2 separate regions of the Homo sapiens genome follow, and region 2 is linked to region 1. A link is an interaction called in ENCODE POLR2A ChIA-PET data of the cell type or tissue named here. Cell type or tissue: PC-9. All regions are shown on one strand.

Region 1 (5,000 bases):
CTTCAAAGTAGGGAAGATGACTGTGCAGTCTTCAGTCTGTGGCCAAAGGTCCAAGAGCCCCTGGCAAACCACTGGTGTAGGTCCAAGAGTCTAAAAGCTGAAGAACTTGGAGTCTGATGTTCAAGGGCAGAAAGCATTCAGCATGGGAGAAAGATGAAGCCTGGGAGACTCAGCAAGTCTGCCTCTTCCACATTCTTCTGCCTGCTTTATTCTAGCCTTGCTGGTAGCTGATTAGATGGTGCCCACCCAGATCAATGGTGGGTCTGCCTCTCCCATTCCACTGACTCAAATGTTATTCTCCTTTGGCATCACCCTAACAGACACACCCAGGAACAATACTTTGCATCCTTCAGTTCAATCAAGTTGACACTCAATATTAACTGTCACGGTTCTGGAAGCTAGAAGTCCAAGATCAAGGTGTGGGCAGGGCTGGTTTCTTCTAGGGGCCATGAGGGAGACTCTGTTCCTTGCCTCCCTCCTAGCTCCTAGTGGTTCCTTCAGTGTTCCTTGGCTTATAGTCACATTACTCCACTCTCTGCCTTCATCTTCACATTGACATTTCACCTGTGAGTGTGTGTCTATGTTCAAATTTCCCTTCTTATAAAGTCACAATTCATATGGAATTAGGGGCCCAGCATATTTCATTTTATTGCACCTGCAATGACTGTGTTTCCAAATAAGATCATGCTCTGAGATATCAGGTGTTAAGACTCCAGCATATGAATGCTGGAGGGACACAATTCAACCCATAAGCGACACATAGTAAATATGTCTGTTGAATGGAGGAATGAATGGCAAAGGCACGGAGGCAAGAACTAGCATGGAGCCTGTAGAGGGCTCTGGGTTGTTTGGGATTCTTGGCTCAAAAAGAGCAAGGCAGGGAGTGGTGAGGGCTGACACCTGGAGGTGTATGTAGCGCCTCCTTGGCACATGGGGAGCACTCAGATGGTAGCTGCTACAATTTTCATTTTTACTTGTCATTAGGTGAATGCATGACTCTCTCTGGGGCAATGCATCCCTGTTCCTAGAAGACTCAGTTCACAGCAAGCGGGGCTGACCTGTCAGCAATTTGGGCTGGCGTCATCCTGTTTTCCAAAAGCCACGTGTTCACCAGCTTACTCAGCAGGTCCTTGAGGCACACATCTTGTACGGAGGCCTTCTAACCTGGTCGCTGTTCCTTTATACTCCAACAATAGGTTGTATTCTGCCCACTGATAAATAGTCTGTTATTCATGAGCTGAGATCAGGGAAGGGTTGGTGGGAGTTCCGGAATGTTTCCTTTAGGGTCATAACCACTGACACACAATTTCTGACTAATAACCCTTGTGATACAGCATGGGCAAGGTAACAACATAAATAGCAAAGGAAACCGAGATTAATGTGGAAATGTCCCTGGATATCAGGATAGGAAGTTGCGAAGGAGCCAAGGGGGCTCCTTGGAGAATGAGCTGGAAGTCGGGAGAGATAACCTAATGGTGGAGTGAAAAAGGGGCTCTGGTGTTGACACAGCCTGACATGAATCCAGCCTCTTCCTCCTATTAGCTGTGGGATCTGAGGCAAGTCACCTTCCCACTGTGAATCAGTTTCCCCTGCTCAAAGGTGGGAATAATATAACCCATTGTGAAAATGGGAGAATGCATGAGAATTTAACATAGGGCCTGGCATTTGAAGGAGCTCAATGCATGGTAACAGTCATAATAACAGCTCACACCAATGGAGGGATTATAATGGGCAAGGCATTATTCCAATTGCTCACCCATGAGGTCGGCGCATCATAAAACTCTTTTTGCAGTTGACAAAACAAGTTTGGAGGGTTTAAGTAAAAGCCTAAAATCACATGGTTACTAAGTGGTGGAGCTGAGATTCCAACTCAGGCAGTCTATGCTAAGAGCTTGTGCATTTAACTGTTATGCTAGGTAGTTGTAGCCATAATTATAATTGATGTGAATGTTCACTAGCTACAAGGTAAACATTTGGGGCTTTTTCAGTCAAGAAAACTGGAAACAAGCTAAATAATAAAAGTGATTAAAAGTTATTAAACAATTCTCAGGTTCCAGGTTATAAAAATACTTAGATTATCTCAATAATGCTCATGTTTGGCCTGGAAAAGATGTATTCTCACCTGCATTTTAGAAACAAGGAAACTAAGACTCAGAAATATGGCACAGCTAAGATTCAAATCCAAATCTGTTTGAGTTCAAAGCCCAGCCTCTCTCCATCATACCTGCTGCCTCCAGGAAATTAGCTAGAGGTCACCTTCTAGGGGCTGCATGACATCCCAGAGCAGGGATGACTAATACCTGGGAGGCTTTTCCTGACTTGCGTCAGAGCTGACAGGGACGGAGAACCATGAACAAGTTCCCAGCATAGTGGGTCCAAAATGAGTAACAAATCAGACGCCCAAAGGAAGTTTAAAAGGCAATAGGAAAAATACTACTGGGATCTGATGGACCATGGAGTGCAGAGGAAACATAGCAGAGCAAGGAAGATGGATAGGAGAGCCTATATTTAAAACTGGCTCGACGTAAGGAAGGAAGCGATCGACCTAATTTTAGAAAGACTCAGACTCTGAGGCTCCTAAGGTATGAGACGTGGAAACTCGGGTGAGGATTATTTATCATTTATCAGCCTTGGCTTCCAGAGGAGGGGTTGGGGCTGATTCAGCTGAAAAGCATCCCCCATGGGCTTTGAAGTCAGATAGATCTAGGGTCGAGCTGAACTTGGCTGAGTGACTAATTTCACCAGTCTGAGCCTTGGTTTCCTCATCTATAATATGGGGCAATAGTATCTACCCAATAGCGTTTTTTTCCCCAGAGTTAAATGAGAAAATATAGAAAGGGTCTAATAAATTACGTGGCCCAGATGGATACTCAATTAATGTCATTGAATGAATCTTCATGGAGAGAGCACATGTTTATAAAAAAAAGTCTTCAGTGAATCATGATAAGAGTATTGCCAATGGTCTCTAATTTCTTTAGATTAGAAAAGAGGTTTTCATGTTGCTTGCATTTGGTCTTTTCCTTATTTAATGTCTGCCACACTCTGAAGACTTTAAGAATGTTTAATAATTGAATGATTCTGTATTTATATACTCAAACCCTGGCATAAAATATTCTTGCTAATTACATAATGCACTCTGGTTTACATTATAGGACTTTTGGGTTTTTTTTTTTTTAACACCATAATCTCTTTTTTTCTTCAAAATTGAGATAGCTTTATTTATTTTTTCCTGGTTCTAAGAATAATAAAATTTTGTTGAATTTTTTTTTTTTTTTTTTTTTTTTAGTCAGAGTCTTGCTCTGTAGTCCAGACTGCAGTGCAATAGCACAATCTCAGCTTACTGCAACCTCTCCCTCCTGGGTTCAAGCGATTCCCCTGCCTCAGCCTCCTGAGTAGCTGGGATTACAGGTGTACATACCCTCGGCTAATCTTTGTATTTTTCGTAGAGATGGGGTTTCACTATATTGGCCAGGCTGGTCTCGAACTCCTCACCTCAAGTGATCCCCCTGCCTCAGCCTCCCAAAGTGCTTGGATTACAGGTGTAAGCCACCATGCCCGGCCAAAAATAATTTATGAACTCACTGTGCTATGAAGTAGAAAGTGAAAGAATACCCTCTAATTTGACTTCCTAGATATAACCATCTTTTATGCATATATGCTTTTAGATTTTATTCTATACTCATATAAGCACATATGTTGCATTGCCTTCTACACACACTCACACACACACACATTTAGTGCAGTCTTGACTTTTAGCTGAATACATTGCCGCCTAAAATAAAGACAACATGTCCTAGCCTCCCCTTCAGCTAGATGTGTCCATGTGGTTAATATCTGGCCGTTGACAGAACAGAAGACATGTTGTGGAGCACCATAGAAGTAGCTTTCTTGGATGAGAGGTGTGTCTTTTTATGCTTTTTTTTGCCCTCTTTCTTCTGGACTACAGAACAGATGTGAAGCAATCAACTTTTTTTTTTTTTTTTTTTCTTGAGATGGAGTTTCGCTCTTGTTGTCCAAGCTGGAGTGCAATAGCTCAGTCTCGGCTCACTGCAATCCACGACTCCCAGGTTCAAGCGATTCTCCTGCCTCAGCCTCCTGACTAGCTGTGATTACAGTCATGCACCACCACACCCAGCTTATTTTGTGTTTTTAGTAGAGATGGGGTTTCTCCATGTTGGTCAGGCTGGTCTCGAACTCCCGACCTCAGGTGATCTGCCCACCTCAGCCTCCCAAAATGCTGGGATTATAGACTGAGCCACTGCACCCAGCCTGAAGCAATCATCTTAAGCCATGAAGTGACCCTGAGGAGGCAACCACACACTGGACACCGAGGGAAAGGCACATGAATCATGATAACTTAATGGAATAGCCATGCCAGACCTGATTGACCTTCCTCAGGCCTTCCTTATCACTGGAGAATAATCCTCTGTGATTTTATGTCACTGCGGTCAGGTCTTCTATGACTTGTACTTGGTACTTGGATACAATCTCTAAATGATACACAGTCCTCCTGCCCTCTTAAATTAAATTTGTATTATAGATATTTTCCACTGTCAATGCATAAAAAATCTACCATATTCTTTTTAATAACATAATATTCATAATAGTCCATTGCAAGGATTTATCAAAATTTACTCAATTCTTTATTGACAAAACTCAAAATTTCTTTAGAAATTATAAACACTGTGGTATAGAAATCTTTGTGCACAATTTAATATTCTCTTAGGATAAGAAGAGGAATTTTAAGGCTAAAAGATTTGTGCATTTTAAATGGATAGGTATTGCCAAATTGTCTCTAGAAAAGTTGTTCCAAGCTATACTTCTTAGGTAGAATTATATATTTATGTAATTACACATATATATGTTATACATTCAAAGCATGAAGAATAGCATAAGAAATGTGGTATGCCTTAAGGCCGGGCGCGGTGGCTTACGCCTGTAATCCCGGCACTTTGGGAGGCTGAGGCGGGCGGATCACGAGGTCAGGAGATCAAGACCAT
Region 2 (5,000 bases), 61 kb before region 1:
GATGGGGAGCCATCAAGACAAACTTAGGCCTACATTACCATCGAGTTCAGAGAATGGCAGACCGGAAGCACCAGCCAGCTCCACTCCAGGCTTTTCACAGCAGCCACTTCTAGAGGCTCCATAACTTTAAGGGCACTTCATGTTAGGTCAATGAATAAATTTTGCCAAATGATGAGCTTGGAAAAACCATGCCCCAAACACCAAATTATCCTGCACACAGAAGCTTAAGGGTGAGGTTAAGGCTTGTTAGAGATTAATGCAAGTTCTAATTAAAAAAAAAAAAACAAACCCACAGCATATATAAGCACAAAGTATGCTTTATACCTCTGAGCCCTGGCCTGAACCCCAGAGGACCACGTCTGTATTGACCCTGCACCTCCATGGTCGGAGACTGAGGATGACATGCTATCTGGATAAAATGTCAACACCAGGGCAGACACCAATTCATGCAGCTGAATGTCTGCTGTGTTGTGCTGAGCCCTGCCCTTAAGGAACTCACCTGTGCATCCAACATTGAGCATTTGGTATATGCTTAGTGAGGGACTATGATGCACCAAGCACCAGCTAGGAGTGGGAATGGGGAGATGGTTACAGCCCTTGCATAATTTAGTCTAGAGAAACAGTACACAATGATAATAGTCTGATACATTGTCCCTCAGGGGCAAGGGGATATGTAGGTTATATTACGGACTCTCAGAATTATGACCCCTAGGCTCACCTGGAGCAGAGAGTGGCAGTAGAGGTAGTTAGTCACATGAAGATAGAGGAGACTGGAAGAACTACATGTGTGAAGGTGAAAAGGAGGAGGTGATTTGGAGAACTGCAGGTATTCAGTTCAGTACAGCTTGGATGGCTGCTAGGAACCAGGGAATGGAGGGCACGCTTGAGAGTGGAAAATACCTTTGGGATCAGTCCCAGCTCCTCATTTTGCAGGTGCATTAGGCAGCCACTTTGTGTCAAGGCCTTTCCTTAGCTGCTGTTCTCCCCGCACCCCACCCCGAAATCTGCACCTTGCCCCCACCCACCTTCTTTAGAAGCCTTTCCTGACTACCCTGTTTAGAATGACAACCCCCTCCTCTGACACTGTTCTCCCTATGCCCCTTTGCAGCCTTACGTCTCACCATCTGACATACTACATACTTACTTGCTTTTTTGTTTCTTCCAACTAAATTATAAATTCTGGCTGGGTGCAGTTGTTCATGCCTGTAATCTCAGCACTTTGGGAGGCCAAGGCAGGAGAATTGCTTGAGCCCAGGAGTTCAGGATCAGCCTGGGCAACATAGTGAGACCCTGTCTATATATATATATATATATAAATGATTAAAAAAGGCTGTAAATTCCCCGGGGGAGAGATTTTTTGGTCTCTTCATTCACTACTATATCCTACTTCCCAAAATAATGCCTGATACCTAGTAAGTGTGCAATAAATATTTGATAGATGAATGAATGAATGAATTTCAGGTCTTCTGACACTCGGGCCATCCGCCTTTCCATTCTGATCAGAACTTTTTTTGTCTCCTCATCACGGACTTGATAGATTGCTAAGGGCCTGTGTAATGTAGGGAAAGTCTTTGCTCCCTCTTTGCTGAGCTCTCTCCCTATTGACCCTTTACTGTGCTGTCCCAGGAGAACTGTTTGTGTGTCAGAGGGTTTGTTGGGTGCCAAGGAAATGGAAGTGGCTGTGCTCTGACAGCCCTTTCTCTGGGCTGTGCTTGTTAGCCATTGAGGTTTTGTTCAGCATGTATGGCGCCCTGGAGCCTAGGGTCTGGTATGCCCACGAGGTGTACCCACAGATCCTGGGAGCAGCTGTAGAAACTCCTTTGGGGAGCAAGATTGTTGTTTCCAAGGGGAATCTGTACCAGATGTTTTTCCTCTTTTTTCTCCCTATATCATTCACTCACCCCACCACACATCCATCTATTTCTGAGTACCTCTTCTGTGACAGACCCTGTGTGAGTGCCTGGGGACACCAAAAGAGCTCATAATTTTGTGTGGAAAGCCAGAGAAGTAAATAGTGGCCAAACAGCTGGATGCATTCTCTGCTTAGGGGTGGACTCAGGGGATGGAAGTGGCCCTCACCTCTGCTATGAGGTATAATGAGTCAGCTCTTAGGCTCCCTTCAGCTTCAGATCAGGTCAGAGATTATTCCACTGTAACTCTTACAAAAGCTGTACGCTTGTGTTTCAAATGTGGAGGTTGATGGAAGTGTGTGCAGGTGAATTAGAGGAGTCTGAAGTTCTAAATGTCCCCTGGAGGTTGTCCTTTGGTGTTTTGCCCTCAAACTGCCTCTTTTCTCCAAAGACAGAGGTCCAGTATAAAAAGACTAAGACTTTATGTGAAGCAGTAATTCCCTAAGGAAGCCAGGCGGTTCTGTGCTTAGAGCACAGACTCAGAAAGAGGCAAATATACTCAATGTACATCATATCTCTTGGTTACCTTGAGCAAGTACTGTGGCTTCTTTTAGCCTTGATTTCTTCATCTGTAGAATGGGCACAGTGGTATCCACCTAACAGGATTATTGTGACAATTGCAGGTAATGTAATTTAAAGCACTACTGGCCCAGGGGCTACACCAATGCTCAGCAAAATGGTGGTTTTCTTTCCTCCCTCTGATAGTGACAGAAGATAAGATAGGATTTTCTTCTAAAGGAAAAGTCAATCGAAAATTCTTTTGTCCTGAAAGTAGTTAAAGAACATTCCAGAGAGATTCTACAATATGTTTGCAAGCTACCCACCAGGCACATGAACCAGAGCCCAGTGAAAGCCATAGAGGAAATTAGAGAAGGGAGAAAGTTTCTCACTGGGTGTCAGTGGTCTGGACTGGCTTCCAGGAAGAGGGTAGGCAGGGACCTAAGGAAGGACAAAAGCCTTCTTTTCACTCTTAGCGGAGCTGTCCCAAGAGCAATGGAAATGAAGTGAGAGGACAGTACAGACCTGTTCCACCAGTATGCAAATCATGTAATGAAACACAAATGACTTAGCAAGAACGAATGTGACTCACACACTCATCTGACTCTGCTGGTTCAGACCAGAGGAACAGCCTCAAGTTCAGTCGGACCTTTCTAAGGAGGTTTTGTTGGAATTCCACAAGACCCTAGTTCTGAAGGTAGGACAAAGAAGGAGAAGAGAACTGCACTGACAGAGTGAGTTCTACATGCCAGGGCCTTACATACATCATTTTGGGGTATGGGAAACAGACATACATCTTTCTTTTTCTCATATCCACAATCAGCAATTTTTTTTTTTTTTTTTAGCAACGGAAAGCGAAATCTTAATACAAGAAAAGGCCTTTAAGATTATATACAAGCTGTACGTAGCAGAGAAAAGGTTCCAATCTAGTTGCTGTGGCTGCAAATCACTTTCTGCGGTGTCATTGTGGGGCTTGGGAAGTAGTTTCAGAGGGCTGATTCTCTAGCCCAGAGGCCTTCATGCAGATGAGGAAGTGAATGCAGATAAGCCAGAATGTCAGCAGTAGACTAGAAGAGGTCAAGATGATTAGACTTTCAGGTTTTGTCCAGCTCTACTTACCCTTTCAGGGCACCTAGGACTTTACTAAAGCCCCTCTGGGTATTCTGATCTGGGAAAGTGTGTTTTGGTCTAGAATAGGGGGATGACATCATCTATCAGCAGGGTTTGACTTCCTTTCTTGAATAAGTTGTACCTGTCTTCTGTGGAGTGGGAATAAATGGAGCCTCCAGAGTTACTTGTCCCCAGGCTCCAGAATGTACTCACTGATCCTAGTGAGGCCCAAACCTGTGGCCTGGAGTGGCTTGTGTGAACTGGGTTCTACACTGGCAAAATCCAATCCATTTGACAGCAGTGAAATTGGAGTGGGATGGAGAAGGTCATCGTATCCTTTCATCAATCCCAAAGCCTGTTGCTACTGGCTTTTTTCTCATATCAGATGTAGCCACTGGATGGAAAGTCATTGTGCAATCTCATTCTCGACTCTTCTTTAAGTTTCACCAAAACTTACTTGTTTTGGTGAAATTGCCACAGTCATTGAGTAAATGTCATTCACCAGGGCAGAAAGGTAACCTGGATTTCTGAAAAGTATCCTGAGTGCCCGTCCTGTGCCGGACAGGTTCCTTTCCATGTCATCTCCTTTGATCCTGGCAACCCAGAGAAGGAGATAGTACTGTTCTACCTATTTTACAGAGAAGGAGACTGAGGCTTATAGAAGTAAACTGACCACCCACTTAGTAAGTGACAGAGCCAGGACTGGAATCAGGGCTATTGTACCCCAAAATGCACTTTACTATTGCACTGCTTTCCCCAAAATCCCCTGCTGCAGACACCAGGATCAGTGCTGACCTTGAGGCATTCCTCCATAAATGTGTTAGTTAACTGATGGATATCAGGGAACAAGCTCTCATCTGCTTACTGTGATGTCTGACTGACTGCTTCCCAAAGGCGTTCTTTTCCCTTGGCTCCCTACTCCTTTCTCATTCATAAGCACTCCCTTCCTTTCTGGAGCTATTCTGATGACTGGTCTCTTCCTCTCTTCTCAAATTCTTATGGTGTATTTATTTTTTTCTTGTATTAAGCTCCAACCTTAAGTATCTGAATCAGGGGAAGGGGAGATGTGGGCTTTGTCCGGTTGGGAAACACGCCCTTCCTCTGCCCCACCCTTGATTTCCAAGGCTTGTGATCTAAGCCTGCATGCAGGGGCAGGGGGAATGGTTGAAGGACTCGTAACAAGCATTTTCCGAGGACCTACAGATTTTTCAGCAAGGGAATTTAGAAAATCTTGCCACTCCAAATTAAGAAATGTGATTAAAGAATAAAATCACCTATTTGTTGAGTAGTATTTCATGCTATCCTCTTGATCTACATTATCAACCAACCTGGACCACAGCCTCTAAGAGAGTGGTTGCTACACTTATTTTATATGTGAGAAAATGGAGGCTCAGGGAGGTTTTCCTGATTAAAATCTGTGCTCTGTCTGTTATGCACCCCACCCTTGTCCACTGCCAAGAATAGCTGAGGGAAGGCCAAACA

What was found. ChIA-PET counts read pairs that join two places held together with the same protein. Peaks named below come from ENCODE experiments on the same cell type or tissue, not always from the same donor. Only the 100,000 strongest peaks of a DNase experiment are listed, where the experiment ranks them.
Region 2: POLR2A ChIA-PET joins it to region 1 with 6 read pairs; 2 of 35 experiments call an interaction of 5 or more read pairs at or near these places.

Annotation. Positions count from the first base shown.
Region 1 is chr1:56,454,289-56,459,288 of GRCh38, reverse strand. All of the region lies in intron 1 of LOC124904185 (a long non-coding RNA gene), which reads left to right. Among named protein-coding and RNA genes, the nearest start is that of LINC01767, 42 kb to the right of the region's middle. In PC-9, no CTCF peak of the experiment used is centred here; a DNase peak (open chromatin) is centred at 2,308; H3K27ac peaks cover 672 bases.
Region 2 is chr1:56,515,031-56,520,030 of GRCh38, reverse strand. All of the region lies in intron 4 of PLPP3 (phospholipid phosphatase 3), which reads left to right. Among named protein-coding and RNA genes, the nearest start is that of PLPP3, 62 kb to the left of the region's middle. RefSeq lists an enhancer at 3,247-3,396. In PC-9, no CTCF peak of the experiment used is centred here; DNase peaks (open chromatin) are centred at 2,130, 2,930 and 3,450; H3K4me3 peaks cover 2,110 bases; H3K27ac peaks cover 3,909 bases.